Regions from separate parts of the Mus musculus genome. Here region 1 is linked to region 2. Evidence: chromatin loops called from intact Hi-C (ENCODE). Cell type or tissue: left cerebral cortex. All regions are shown on one strand. Links, peaks and the distances in the headings refer to the core of each region. The heading gives the core; the rest is flanking DNA. Region 1 has its middle 12 kb from the start of Gm12789. Region 2 overlaps Jak1 (Janus kinase 1).

Region 1 (11,255 bases), core at 4,240-6,739, 830 kb after region 2:
AACTTGGTGGTATCAGGGTACATCTTGTGGTCAGGACATCTGGCGCTGACTTAGGGCTGGAACATTCTGTGGTTATTCTCGGAACAGTGCGTCGGTGGCACGCTTTTGACCCCCTTTTCTTCTCGGGGGGAGAGGCCCAATTCGTAGATCATGACAATAGAGTTGTCTTAGTAGCTCCCAACAGACCACCTGCCCAGGGGTGGCACTGCCCATACTGTTCTGGGCCCTTACATATCACTTAATTTAATAAATGCCCTATAGGTCTGCCTACAGGCCAATTTAATAGAGTCAATTCTTCAATTGAGGTTCCCTTTTCCTAGATGACTCTGGCTTCTGTTAAAAACCAAACCAAACCAAACCAAACCAAACCAAACCAAACCAAACCAAACCAAACCAAAACCAAAACAAAAATGTAACCAGGACAGGGAGTATTTTGTTTAACCACCACCACTTCTTGCCTTCTGCCTGGGAATCAGAGAGACTGGCTGCAGGCTCTTGCCTCTAAACCTTCCCACATCCTCAGTAAGCTCTATGTAAAGCCCCTTCATTCTTCCACATAGGCTATATCCTTTCTTAGATACCCAACTCTTTTATCTGGCTCTGGTGCTGGGGTCTGAACTCTCTGTAGAACTCAGGCTATGCTGTCATTTTTCTTTCTTTCCATGGCATTAATAACTTTTCTAACAAACTTCTTACTCCCAGCAATCCATCTCAAGTGTCCTTCCAGCACACCCTTTTAATAAGGACAATTGTAAATGATAAGGCCAAATGATATAGAGCTCAATATTGGTGTTGAGCACTTGCTCAGAGTAACATGTGAGAGGATGAACTTCAGTCTTATCCAAGCCACTGAATTCTTGTAGGATTTTTTGTTAAAGCAGCCTTTTTTCTTTCTTTTCTTCCTTCATTTCCTGCTTTTCTTCTTCATTTTGCTTGCTTCCTTTCTTCTTTCCTTTCTTTCCTTCGTTTTATGTCACAACATTTTTATTGATTATTTGGAAATTTTACATCAGGTACTTCCCAGGTCCACCCCCACCCTTTTAGCCTGCCCCAAAATCAAAGAACGAGGGGGAGGAGGAGGAGGAGGAGGAGGAAGAGGACAACATCAAGTCCAATTTGTGTTGTCCATATAATCCCTAGATTGTGATCAAACACCAGCAGACAACCCCTTATCAAGACTTTTCAATGGTTTTCTGTTTAGACTATTTCTTTTTGGTGAATGGGATTTGGAGAGAAAGAGGTTGTTACAGAAGCCTTCTATGCCTCTCATTCTCAACTGAGAATCTGCAGTCATTGATACCATCACAAAAGTAGCTTCCTTGTTCTCTGTAGTAAGTAACAGCTCAGATCATGGGTTTCCACATGGTTTCTGGCTACAGCATTGGCCATGAACATCAACATGGCTTCAGATGGCAGCACAGACCATGGATATCCTTGTGATCTCTGGTGATAACATAGGCCATGGACAGCAAGACAATCCCCAGCCACAACAGGGCCACAAATACCAACATGGACCAGAGACATCAACATGGCCAGGACAGCCAGCCCAGGTCACATGCATGAACAAGACCTCAGGCTGCAGCACAGAGCACCGGTATCCACATGGCCTTCACCAGTAACATGGTCCATCGATTCGGCCTTGGTTGATAGCATGGACAGCAGCCTTTCTTTTTTCTTTTCTTTTTTTCTTTTTTTTCTTTTTTTTTTTTAGGGTTTCTCTGTATAGCCCTGGCTGTCCTGGAACTCACTTTGTAGACCAGGCTGGCCTCGAACTCAGAAATCTGCCTGCCTCTGCCTCCCAAGTGCTGGGATTAAAGGCATGCGCCACCACGCCTGGCCGACAGCAGCCTTTCTAACCGCATAAAATATTGATTGAACTTGAATTCTAGTGTTCTCAATTTTCTTCCAGTTTTCCTTGTCATCCATATAATTTCTAGTGAATTTTTTTTTAATATTGCAAAACCTATGTTTTGTTTGTTTTCTGAGGCAGTGTTTCTCTGTGTAGCCCTGGCTGTCCTGGAACTAACTCCTTAAACAAGGCTGGGCTTGAACTCTGCCTCTGGAGTGCTGTATTAAAAGTGTGTGCCAGCCGGGCACCGTGGCACATGCCTTTAATCCCAGCACTTGGGAGGCAGAAGCAGGTGGATTTCTGGGTTCAAGGCCAGCCTGGTCTACAGAGTGATTTCCAGGACAGCCAGGGCTACACAGAGAAACCCTGTCTCAAACAAACAGATTGTGTGTGCCACCACCATCTAGCTCCAAAACTTAATTATAGTGAACTATGACAATAATATTTTAGGTTCTATAGCTGATAATGCCAATATTTTAGCATCTAGGTCATCAATATCTATAGTCACTTTTGCTAACTCTTAACTCACAATGGCTTGTTCTGTCTTTAAAATGATTCTGGACTCATGTTTGCTGTTTGAGTGAGATTTTAGAAATTTTAAAATGTCTGAGTTGAATATATTGTCCCTCACAATGGACTTTTTTTTTTTTTTTAAAGATTTACTTATTTTATATGAGTACATGGTAGCTGTCTTCAGACTCTTCAGGTGAGGGCATCAGATCTCATCACAGATGTTGTGAGCCACCATGTGGTTGCTGGAAATTGAACTCAGGAGCTCCGGAAGAGCAGTCAGTGCTCTTAACCACTGAGCCATCCCTCTAGCCCACTACAGTGGACTTTTATATTTTAAGCTCTCCTATCTGGGTTAAAACTAATCTAGAACTTTAATTTCTTGGCATGGTTTTCCCTTTTTCCCTGGGGAAAAAAAACACAAAACAAAACAAATTGAATTGCAGTCTTGTATTCTTACAGGGAGACTCATAAGGATAACACTTGTGCCTATCCAGTGATATGGGAGGGGGACAGACTTCTGTCCTGGCTCTCTTTATCAGAAGGTTCTGGCTTGAAGAACTATCTCAGGGCTAATTATTTTTGTTTCTTCCTTCCTCCTTTGGGAAATGTGTCTGAATTCTTTTGTAAATCATTAAATTGTGCAGTTTATGGACAAGAGCCTAGGCTCAAAGCTTGTTTTCTCTTCAGTTCACAGGAGTTATCAATGCATCCCCACCCATCTGGCCATCTACTTCTGATCTAGCCTAGATCTAGAGTTGGAAGTCTATCTGATACCTAAGGAGATCAAAGGATGGATGATTTCTGGATGTCTGTCCCACCAGCTGCCTCTATTGCAGTTTTATATCTGAATCTGCAAGCCCTTTACTGGTGTCCCCACAGTCCAGTGGCCAAAGAGAAATCTCATGATTGAGTTTATTTACAGCATTCCTCTTACAGAGCCTGGGTTTTTTGGCCCCACATTGCCCATGATCATGGACACAACCCAGATGTTGCCATCACTAAACCTCTGTAAACAATTATCTGTTACCCCTTTCTTAGGGCATAAGTAGAAAGAAGTGTAGCCTTGGTACTGGGGGCTCAATTATTTTGGGGCTCAATAAGGTCCCTCATACCACCTACACATGCGGAGTGTTCACATGTCTTGTACTTTAAAACATCAGATAAGGGATGATTTATACCAAACAAATGATGGCACTGAGCAGAAAGCCAAAAGGAAATTAAGTCTTAGTGAAGTGGGTAAGAGTTTCAGGGGAGCAGGCTAGTCCTTTGGAACTGGGAGGTGTTTGATCTACTCTGAAGGGTACCCGAAGAAAAAAGTCCCCAGGGCAACTGACCCATTAGAGTCCTCATGACAAATTGACTGCTTTAGTTTCCAAAATTCCTCTTTCAGAAATATGTGTCCAGCGTTGTCTGGAACCAGATTCTCTGCCTGCACACTCTGCTCAGAAAGATTGTGTGGGAAGCCACTCTCAGAAGAGAGCACAGCTGGGTTCAGTAGCTTACTCGGATCAAGTGGCCAAGAGTGATGGAAAGCAAGGGAAGCCGCTGAGGTGTGGCTGCTTTGGGAAGCAGAACACTAGAAGAGGGAAAAATTCAAAGCATCAAAGTGTTGAAAAATTGCTTTTAGAGTACTGTCAGCAGACAGCAGAGGCAGGAGACTCAGGGCAGCCCTAATGTCATGAGAAATGTTCATATGTAAAGCTAGAAAAATGACAGTTCTGTAACAGATGTAGAAGTAGGTTTTGAGAAAGCCCTTATAAACATGCAATATTTTAAATGCCAATAAATCACAATCAAGAGTTTGAGAATCAAATCCAGTTGAAGACAAGCATCTTGAAGGAAAACCATATGAAGGGACTCTACAAAATGAAATCTGTTGCCATTGTCTGGTATATTTTCAGGAGTTTGGTTAAAGCTGAAATTTAGATTTGTGTGTAGCATGGCTTGAACTTGAAGCCTTCAGTTTGGAAGGACAGGTTCATCTTGGTCAGGATAGTGTATGCTTATGCTGTTTGCGTCATTATTGAAAGCACTTCATTAGCATTCTGGAGCAACTTGTTAGTGTTGGAATGTGACTTAGGAAATAGCAAGATAGGTGGGTACTAACCAGCTCTTACCAGGAAATGAAGAGAAAAAGAGTCCAGACACTCCCTCCTGGCTCTCCTGTTACCATCAAGGACATTTTTGACACCTTAATGGTGATGTTTGAAAGCCTAAATGGGAGCCGGGCGTGGTGGTGCACGCCTTTAATCCCAGCACTCCGGAGGCAGAGGCAGGCAGATTTCTGAGTTCTGATTTCTGAGGCCAGCCTGGTCTACAAAGTGAGTTCCAGGACAGCCAGGGCTATACAGAGAAACCCTGTCTCCAAAAACAAACAAACAAACAAACAAACAAACAAACAAAACAAAAAAGAAAGAAAGCCTAAATGGAAAGTCTAACTATTTATTCGTGGGAGAGAAATTTTGAAAAGATTAAATAAAAAAACTTATATCCAGTTGGAACTGTAGAAGGCATGAGACCCACATTCTCATGGATAAGCATTAGATAAGCCAGAAATGTTAAAATGCAGGTAGAAGGGTGTGCCACCACGCCCGGCACTTAGCTTGATTTTTAAATCAGGCAGAGCCAGCAGCCTAGGTGGGGTGGGGTGGGGCTACCCACAGTGGACTGGACTATCCCACATCCATCATCATATTTGATGCCCTATAGACCAATCTGATGGTGACTGTTCTTCAATCCAGGTTTCTTCCCCTTGGATGACTCTAGCTTGTGTCAAGTGGCTACAAACCAACCAGTTCTCTCAGAACGTTTCTCATCTTGGGCTTTAGTGTTGTAAGAAAGGGATTGGATGATAGAAGAGAACAGAGAGGTTATGGCTCCAGATTTCCAGGGAACTAGAAAACACACATGAGATTGTCAGTTACACTATGCCTCCCCAAATTACAAAGATGGGCGTACAGAGAGCGGAATATGCGCTTACCAAGGCTACAGCCCCGCAGTTCCGCACTGGAAAGGTGGGTTGTTTTCCTTTCCTATTATGGCTACTGAGGACGTTTGCTCTCTGCCACAGGTAGCACAGCATTTCTGTAGCTTGCAAGAAGATTGAAATTCAGAACCTTAAGTGTGGTTTGCTAGATGGTATTGTTTTCACACCGTTAAGAGAAGAAAATGGTAAGGAGACACAGTCAACTGGGTTCCTCTAATGTTACTACTGTACCAGGACGCCGTGGTCCTAATTATGTGTTGGGCTCTGCTGCCACCTGCTGGTCATCTAGGAAAATAGACGAAAGCTTCCCGTATGTGATGAATACCTGACCCCCTGAATTTCAATCTTCTTCCAAGCTACAGTTGAGTAGGAACAGAAAAAGTGGACTACGTTTCGAACAGCAAGAACCCAAGCAGGTGAGGTGCAGAGGGCCTGTGGTTTATTCGGGGGACTTGGCCAGATTAGCATAGGAGGTCAAGGATAGATCATCTTATGTTTTCTGTGTGATTACTGGGGAAAAGCATAAGGTAAAGAAACAGAGCCTCCTGATTAATTGATAGTTTCTATTTATATTATGGATAATCCACTTACAACATTCAAGAGAAGGAGGAGTTTGATTCCTAGGGGGCATAAAGAGGGTGATTCTCTGCTTTTATTTATTTTTTCTTCTCTTCCTATAATGCATTTGGGTTTGATCATATGCATGCCCAATTACTCAGAGGCATAAGAGAGCCAATAGAGAGTCTTCTTGAAATTTTATTTGAGACACACATTTGAAGGATTGTGCATATACCCCAAACTGTTCAGGCATTTCTCTTCCATAAGGAAGGTATGATTGAATAAAATCTGTCTACATCTGATGATTGTCATGGCGGGGTGGGGGGGGAGGATGGAGAAACTTATCCTAATGTTCAGAGAGAGGTATATATGTAGCTGGATGCAAATGGGGCCTGAGGTTATTGGATGCATTGTTCCAGAGAGGGGTGTTATGTGTAAGTAAAAAAGCTGGGCTTCCACTTGCGTTATCAGAAGGCGATTTCATAAACCAAACCAAGAAGAGTCCCACATTATTAAACCATTCCCTATGCGTGCCTGCCTCAGTCCTCCTTGTTAATCATCCTTGAAAATTTCTGTAGGGTTGTGGGTTCCTCATCTGCTTCACCACAGGCCAGGGCTGCTTGGGGAGGTGGAACTCAGGGAGTTAGACTGTGCTTATCCCACACTGCCCTAGGCACCACTCTGGGGTGGGAAAGCACAGTCTGAGGTGTGAGAAAGACAGAACTGGTTCCAGGGTCCCTGGGCCTAAGCTGAAGTCGGGCTGTGGGGGACTCAGACTCTTGGACACCCAGGCACAGCTGGAAGTCGTGGAAGAGCAAAGAATGCAGTGGGTCTAGCCCAGGGTGGGTGTGTGTGGGTGCAGGGGAGGGGGAGCAGGGAGCTAGTCCCACGGGGGGGGGAGAGAGAGAGAGAGAGAGAGAGAGAGAGAGAGAGAGAGAGAGAGAGAGAGAGAGAGAGAGAGTTGGTGGCTTGAAAGCTACAGGCTTGGTGGAGGTTGTAGCTGGGAGTGAGAGCCTTTCTATGGGAGACAAGACAGTGTCTCTTTAGGTAAAGGCCTTCTTTGTGGTCTCCCACTGCTCCCCACTGCAGATCATAATGAAAAGAGGCAGTTCCATGTTCTGAATCATTTCTTGCCGTAGTGGAAAGTGGATGCATAAAACCATGCCCCGCTTCTCAGGGTGGGCCTGGGATTAAATACCTTTTGCAGGGAGGAATGTCTGGGAAGGAAAGCTTATTGGCTATGCCCTCCGGAACTCTAGCTACTTCATTAGCATGGAGACCTCTGTCTTGAGCCTATGTGACCTGTGTCTCTTTTATGTGAGAAGCATGGCATGTGTCCCAAGTCTGCCAGGGAGCTGGGAGTCACCTAAGCCTCAGGTGCGTGCCCACCGAGTCTCCGGGTCTCGACCTGCTCTCCCTTACCAAACTTCCTGGCATGGTTTTATCTCCTACAATTTTCTTTTTCCCATGTAGCTATTGAACTCAGGAGTAGTTTTGATCAACTGCTAGCAAAACAGAGGAGGGACATGTATAGTTACAATGCTTTCAAGTAAAAATTCTGTAAAGTAGGATTGTCCCAAAGGCCATACAGCTACAGCCTGTAAACAAGAGGACTCCGTGAAGCCTCTAAGTGTCGTTGATACCCTGGCTCCTGTAAAGGCAATGCTTATGTACTTGCTGTGGGACATGTGTTCTTTGAGTTGTTTGCCTACCTTGCCTTCATTTTCTGTTTGTTCACGATTTACTGTGAAATGCAAGCATCAAAGTTTTACAAGCAGGGACTTTCACTGTTACTATAAGATCTCCCATTTCTTTATTTGTCAAGTAATAAGGATTGGTCTTCTAAGCTCACTGATGCCTCAATTTTGCAGGCAGTTGGAGCATTGACACCCTAAATCCCTCAAGAGTGGAGTGAAAAATGGGGAAACCCAAAGTACCTGCCGGTAGTTTCTGAATGTTCCCTGGGCATACCCACTCCCACTCTCTTGTCCTCAGTCATAGTTATTTTCTGTAGCTGTGACAAAACACTGTGGCTAAGACAAATTATAAACAAAATCATTTATGGGCTTTAGGTTTCAGAGGGTTAGAGTTCATGACGGTGGAACAAAACATGGCAGCAGGACCTGCTGAGAGCTCACTTCCTGATTCACAAGCAAGAGGAAGACCAAGAAAGACACTGGGGAGAGTGGAGGCTTTTGAAATCTTAGCTCCTCACCAGGTAGACCTTGCAGTCTCTTGATAGTGCAGGCCTTGGCTGGCATCTTGTCCTTCCATAGTAATCTGCACACAGCTTTGAGATCTCTAATCCCAACATTAGCTGAAACCAATTCATAGGTGTTCAGTCCTGGAAACCCCATCTCTTTCTGCTTGGCTGCCCCTTTCTGGGAGTTCTGCTGATGTCCCATCATGTCCATGCTGAAGGTTATTCTCTGGATTGTTACAGTGGTCTTGTTCTCCTCTTCCAATCTTCAAAGGTTCACACAACCAGTCCCTTATAAAATTTAAAAAAAAAAGAAAAAACAAAACAACAACAACAAAAACAAAACAAAACAAAAAAAAACCTTCCTCTTTAAGCAATCTAAAATGTTCTTTTCCCTAGATCAGACCCTGACTATGGTCATGACTATTTTTCCCTAGATCATGGTTTTGACTATTGGTGTTTAAGGCAGGGTGGGCAAGTCCTTGGTGGTATTAAATGAGAAAAAGGTTCTGGTTGAATCTTACCTTAATTTCATCATTTGATACCAGGTGACTCTGCTAACAACCTTTTCTTTCATTATGCATTGCCATTTGCCTATGAAGTGTCCCTTCTTTCCTACTGCCTCCTAAAGGCTCATGTATTGGAGGCTTGGTTACCAACTGGTAGCACTATTAAGAAGGTGATTGGCTAGAAGTGAGCGTTTCATTAATGGTTTGAGCCACTGATTGGTTTCTGCTGAATTGGGATACCAAGAGATGAATCCTGGGGCTGGTGAGATGGCTCAGTGGGTAAGAGCACCCAACTGCTCTTCCGAAGGTCTGAAGTTCAAATCTCAGCAACCACATGGTGGCTCACAGCCACCCGTAATGAGATCTGATGCCCTCTTCTGGTGCGTCTGAAGACAGCTACAGTGTACTTACATATAATCAATCAATCAATCAATCAATCAATCTTTTAAAAAAAGAGAGATAAATCCTGGCTGGAGTTCAGAAGCAGGTCATTGGGGGCATGCTTCTCTTCTTGTCTAATCTCTCTCTGCTTCCTGGTGTACTGTCTCACCATAGGCTCAGAAACAGGGAACCAAATAACCATGAACTGTAGACTCCAGGCAACAAGAGAAGAGAGGAGAAGGGCTGATCTACCACTGCTATTGACTTCATTGGGGAATCTGCTCTGTCCTCACACCCCTAAGTCTTTGGGTCAGAGGTTCTTGTTCTTAGAGGAGACAGAGTGCCTCTTCTTGGTGTCCCCATGGCCTTTTCTGAGATAGAAGCTGGCACTGCTGCCTGGTCTCTTTGTGCTTTCCAGGCATGTGGACTATGAAATGTTTGGAAAGCTCCTACACAACGAGGAAATGAAATGTATTTATACTCACACAATCTATTCGAACTTGTGGGTGAGGAGTCCACAAGCTTTCTCTTAAAGGGCCAGGTTGTGAGTGTTTTCTGTTTTCTAGGCAATATGGTCTCTGTCACAACTGTTCATGTCAGCTTTTCTGAGTGCTGTGAAAACAGGGTAGACAATATATAAGTAAAGAAATGTGGCTGTGTTCCAAAAATGTATTATGTGTGAAATGGGCAGCTGGCTCACAGGCGAACATGTGACCTCAGCTCTGGATTCACATTCAAGTAACCAGGGATTGCAGAGCACAGAGGAAGCCATGAAATGGCACATGAGCATGCAGTCAGACAAATAGAGACCCTAAGAAAGGAACCTGTTTCTTACAAAAAGATAGATGATATATTTCATACGTGTATGAAAATGTCACAGTGGAACCCATTATTTTATACATTTAATTTTATGCTAATTAAAATATCCCCCTACCTAAAGTATGAGAGCAAAGTATGGCCATATATTAAAAGGGTATCTAAGAAGCTTATTAAGAAATTCTGCATGAAGTGCAGGGAGCAAGGGAAGCCTTGAGTGTATGAAGCCCTGAGGGTGTGTGTATTGTCTGGCATGGGCAAAGCCATGTAAAGAATTCTAAGGACTCAGAGCCATGGGCAAACGGCAAAGCTTCTCTTCCCGTACCTGGAGCAAGAATCAGAGGGATGGCAAAGGCTTCCTCCACGTTGATCATCATAGCTTTCTCCCAGCTGAACATTTACAGCCTGACGACTTCTCTGAAGACTTCTACTGGCATTAGCTAAATCTTTTCCATGTTTAGCTGGATGTAGTAGCCCTGTCTCTTTGTTACACTGTGAGCAGTAACCTTACCTCCCTGCTTAGCTGTTTGTACTACAGCTCCACAGTCAGTAATAACCTTGTGTCTCCGGTCAAGTATGTGTAATAAACATACTGAGCTTCTAGGGCCCTGTAATTCCTCCACTAGAGAGCCCGGTCTACTTGAACCCAGCTTTTCTTTCAATGTACCTGTCTGTGTTTGTCTTTTCTTCATTCCCTCACCATCCCATGTCAGGTCATGTCCCCAGCCATGACTGCTGCTGCAATGGATAAAAAGCTAGGTTATCAAGAAAGGTTGACTGTAGATTGGGACTGTCACATAGTGTTTAGGAGTAAAGCATCTTTTGGGTATAACAGTATTGTTGGACAAGCAAAGGTCGCAGCTCTCGGCCTTACCCCTGGTAGAAGGTGCTGGGGGTCGGGGGGGGGGAGAAACACTCTTATTTCTTGGATTTGACCTATTATGGCCACAAACCATTTGCAAAAGTGATAAGAGGGCGGGAAGAGATAGGTATGATGGATGAAATGCGAAGGCAGGTATTGACATCATTGAAACAGATTCTTAGTTACTGAGGTTTCGCTTTATTATTTCCTGTGTTTTTGTCTTGGAAAAACAATTTCAAAATGAGATGTATGAAAAATAGCAAAGCCAATTTTAGTTCAATGAAAAATTTGGGGATGTTTCCGGGCAACTATTTCTACTACTTCACCCTTTTACTATTTAAATATTCACCAAATAAAAACTACTTCACTCAATTCTAAAGCTACACAATTTCATCACTCCTTCTAAACCCCAATTTCTAATGGACATAAGCCTTTGGGTAGATGGTTGTAGCAATCTGTATTTTCTACTATATTCCTTACTCCTGAGGTATGTGTGCTGGGTATAAATCAGAATATGAGAGAATGCTCACACCCACCTTCTTTCCTTAATTTTATTTTTCAGTAAAAGATGTGACAGCTGA
Region 2 (2,500 bases), core at 1-2,500:
TCTTGTAGAACAAGGTAGAAGAAGGGCAAAAAGAATGTGCGAAGGAGGAAGGGGTGGAGTGTTAGAGAGCCTTTTCCTGGCACACCACGGCTCCTGCACTCTTGAACTCTCAGTGATTGTGATATCAGGATAAGACTGGGCCGGTTAACATTTTATCATGGAGGGGAGGAAGGGATTAGGAGGCTTCCATCCCTCCTGATGAGGTTAATACAGTTAATAGCTGCTGGGGGAGGAAGAGACATTGTCTTTAGTGGTATAGCTGCTAGGATGGATCTTGTGTTCCTATGAGCAATCCTAATTAAAATCATTTGGTCATCAAAAAAAAAAAAAAAAAAAAAAAGACATGACAACGGAAGAAGGACTTTCTGAGAAGAGACTGGCAGGAGTTAGAGTGGGCAAGGATCATGGGGGTTGAATAAGGATCATATTACATATATATATATATATATATATATATATACACACACACATACATACATATACCCACACATGAATGAAAATATAATAAACCCATTATTATGTATAATTAATATATGATATTTTTATAAGAAAAAAACCATTAGTACTTTATAAAGATTAACCAGTGTATGTATGAAATAAGAACTGTGAAGGTTAAATTCACTCGGAACTCTTTCAGAGTGAGCCCTCACACACTATGAACCAGCCCAAGGAGAAGCACACACACTGGGAGCTGGGAGCTGGGAGCTGGGAGCTGGCTGTCCATCCAGGCCATAATTCCAGCACCACAAAAACCTGTCCGAGAAGCTTTCTTCCATGGCTCTTCTTATACAAAGAAAAAAAATATAAAGAGTGAGAGCCAGAAAGATGTCTTTATAGTAAAAACTGGGACATGACATTTAAGACATCCGTGTCCACAAGGTTAATGCATCCTACAAACCCAGACAATGGAACAGCACCACCTCTATCATATGGCCTCTGTAAGTTCTCTTTAGCTGCATGTACAATCAACAATCCTCTTTGTGACTGTCCTTTCCCCAGGCAACCTGACTGACTAGGATGTTGCTCTGAGTCTACCTCAGAAGGCGGGGCTACCTTACAGCCATGCATACTAATAAACTTCCTCCAAAGACTGACCAGTAAGTGAAAACAGGAAGCCACCAAGCCCAAGGCAGCCCTGAGGTCTGGCTGTTCAGGAACACTCCTGGAACTTTACCCAGTACATCTGGCAGCACTGGGTTCCTTATGTGACTTCCTCCTTCCACTTTGACAGAGCCCAGTCCTCGGGGCTCTCTTAACACTTGTCTCCTGTGTCTGATGCTTTGCCTCCATCAACAGGTTCTTTCAACTCAGTTTTCCAGTCTGGGTGAGTCTCACTATTGCTGGTAGATTTAATGTAGACTAACATAAAACTCACCACCCTCACTGGACCTGGTGGAACATTCCTTCAACCTTAGCACTCAAGAGGCAGAGGCCACTGATCTCTGTGAGCACAAGGCCAACTTAGTCTACATTATGAGATCAGGGACAGCCAGAGCTACACAGAGAAATCCTGTCTCAAAACAAACAAACAAACAAACAAACACACCAAGAAAAGCCCAACCCCACAACAAACAAAACCTCACCCTCGACATCTTCTAAAATTCTCTAAAACCTTTTAAGCATTCTAAAATGTTGCGTGAATAGAAAAGGCACTGCAGGGACCATGAATCAGCAATCGTTTGGAGCTGCATCTGGCTGTTTATGCAGCAGACACTTTGGGAAAGCAATTTATGTTAAAATGCCCAAAGCTGTTGCTGGGGGAAACAGGCCATGTTGACGAGGTGGCTCTTTGACATTAGCCTACACCAGAGAATGCCACAGGCAAACACAGTTCTAGGTTTGATGATTCTGCCACTGGCTATAGAGTAAGTCACTCTAGATAATTAAGCTAAAGTTCACATGTGCCTGATGGAATGGCGGTTTTCTGGTCACATTCTACCTTCTAAGGTTACAGTCCTTCTCCGGAGAGAAAAGAGAAGAGAAGGGAAGGAGGAAGAAAAGGAGAAGAGGGAAGGAAGGAGGGGAGAGGAAAGAAGAGGAGGAAGAAAAGGAGGAAGGGCGACAGGGAGGGAAGGAAGGAGGGAGGGAGGGAGGACCAGACATAGGAAGAATACAGAGTCGTGCTATTGAGTGTCCTATCAGGTAGGATATTCTTTCCAGACTACCAGAGACTTGCTCAGAGAGAGACCCTGGTGTTCCTTTCTCCCACAGTTCCTGGGCTGGGTGGTAGTGAACAGATACCTTGTAGCTGCATCCCCTGGCCCACATCTATGTCCCCACTGACCTCAGACTTTTCAAAGCAGGTGACAGTCATAAGAATGTTGTCAAAGTCGGTGCAGCTCCACCTCAGCACGTACATCCCCTCTTCACTCCCTTCCTGCCGCAGCTTATTGATGGCATATTCTGTGCTGGAGAGAGAAGTAGGCAAGGACAGAGGCTCAAACCATAGAACACAAGCTGCCAGGGACACCCAGCCACACCCTGTCACCTGCCTGGCTCC

What was found. A loop is a pair of places that touch in the nucleus more often than their neighbours do. Peaks named below come from ENCODE experiments on the same cell type or tissue, not always from the same donor. Only the 100,000 strongest peaks of a DNase experiment are listed, where the experiment ranks them.
Region 1: a loop joins it to region 2, with 6 times the contacts of the local background. A loop is called at or near these places in 2 of 42 quality-filtered maps.

Annotation. Positions count from the first base shown.
Region 1 is chr4:101,993,111-102,004,365 of GRCm38, forward strand. No RefSeq gene overlaps it. Among named protein-coding and RNA genes, the nearest start is that of Gm12789, 12 kb to the left of the region's middle. In left cerebral cortex, for the core only: a CTCF peak has its summit at 5,619 (motif pointing left); a DNase peak (open chromatin) is centred at 5,605.
Region 2 is chr4:101,171,802-101,174,301 of GRCm38, forward strand. It overlaps Jak1 (Janus kinase 1), which reads right to left. Exons shown (of 25, transcript NM_146145.2): 10 at 2,285-2,408. Among named protein-coding and RNA genes, the nearest start is that of Gm24468, 14 kb to the right of the region's middle. In left cerebral cortex, for the core only: no CTCF peak of the experiment used is centred there; DNase peaks (open chromatin) are centred at 1,155 and 1,596.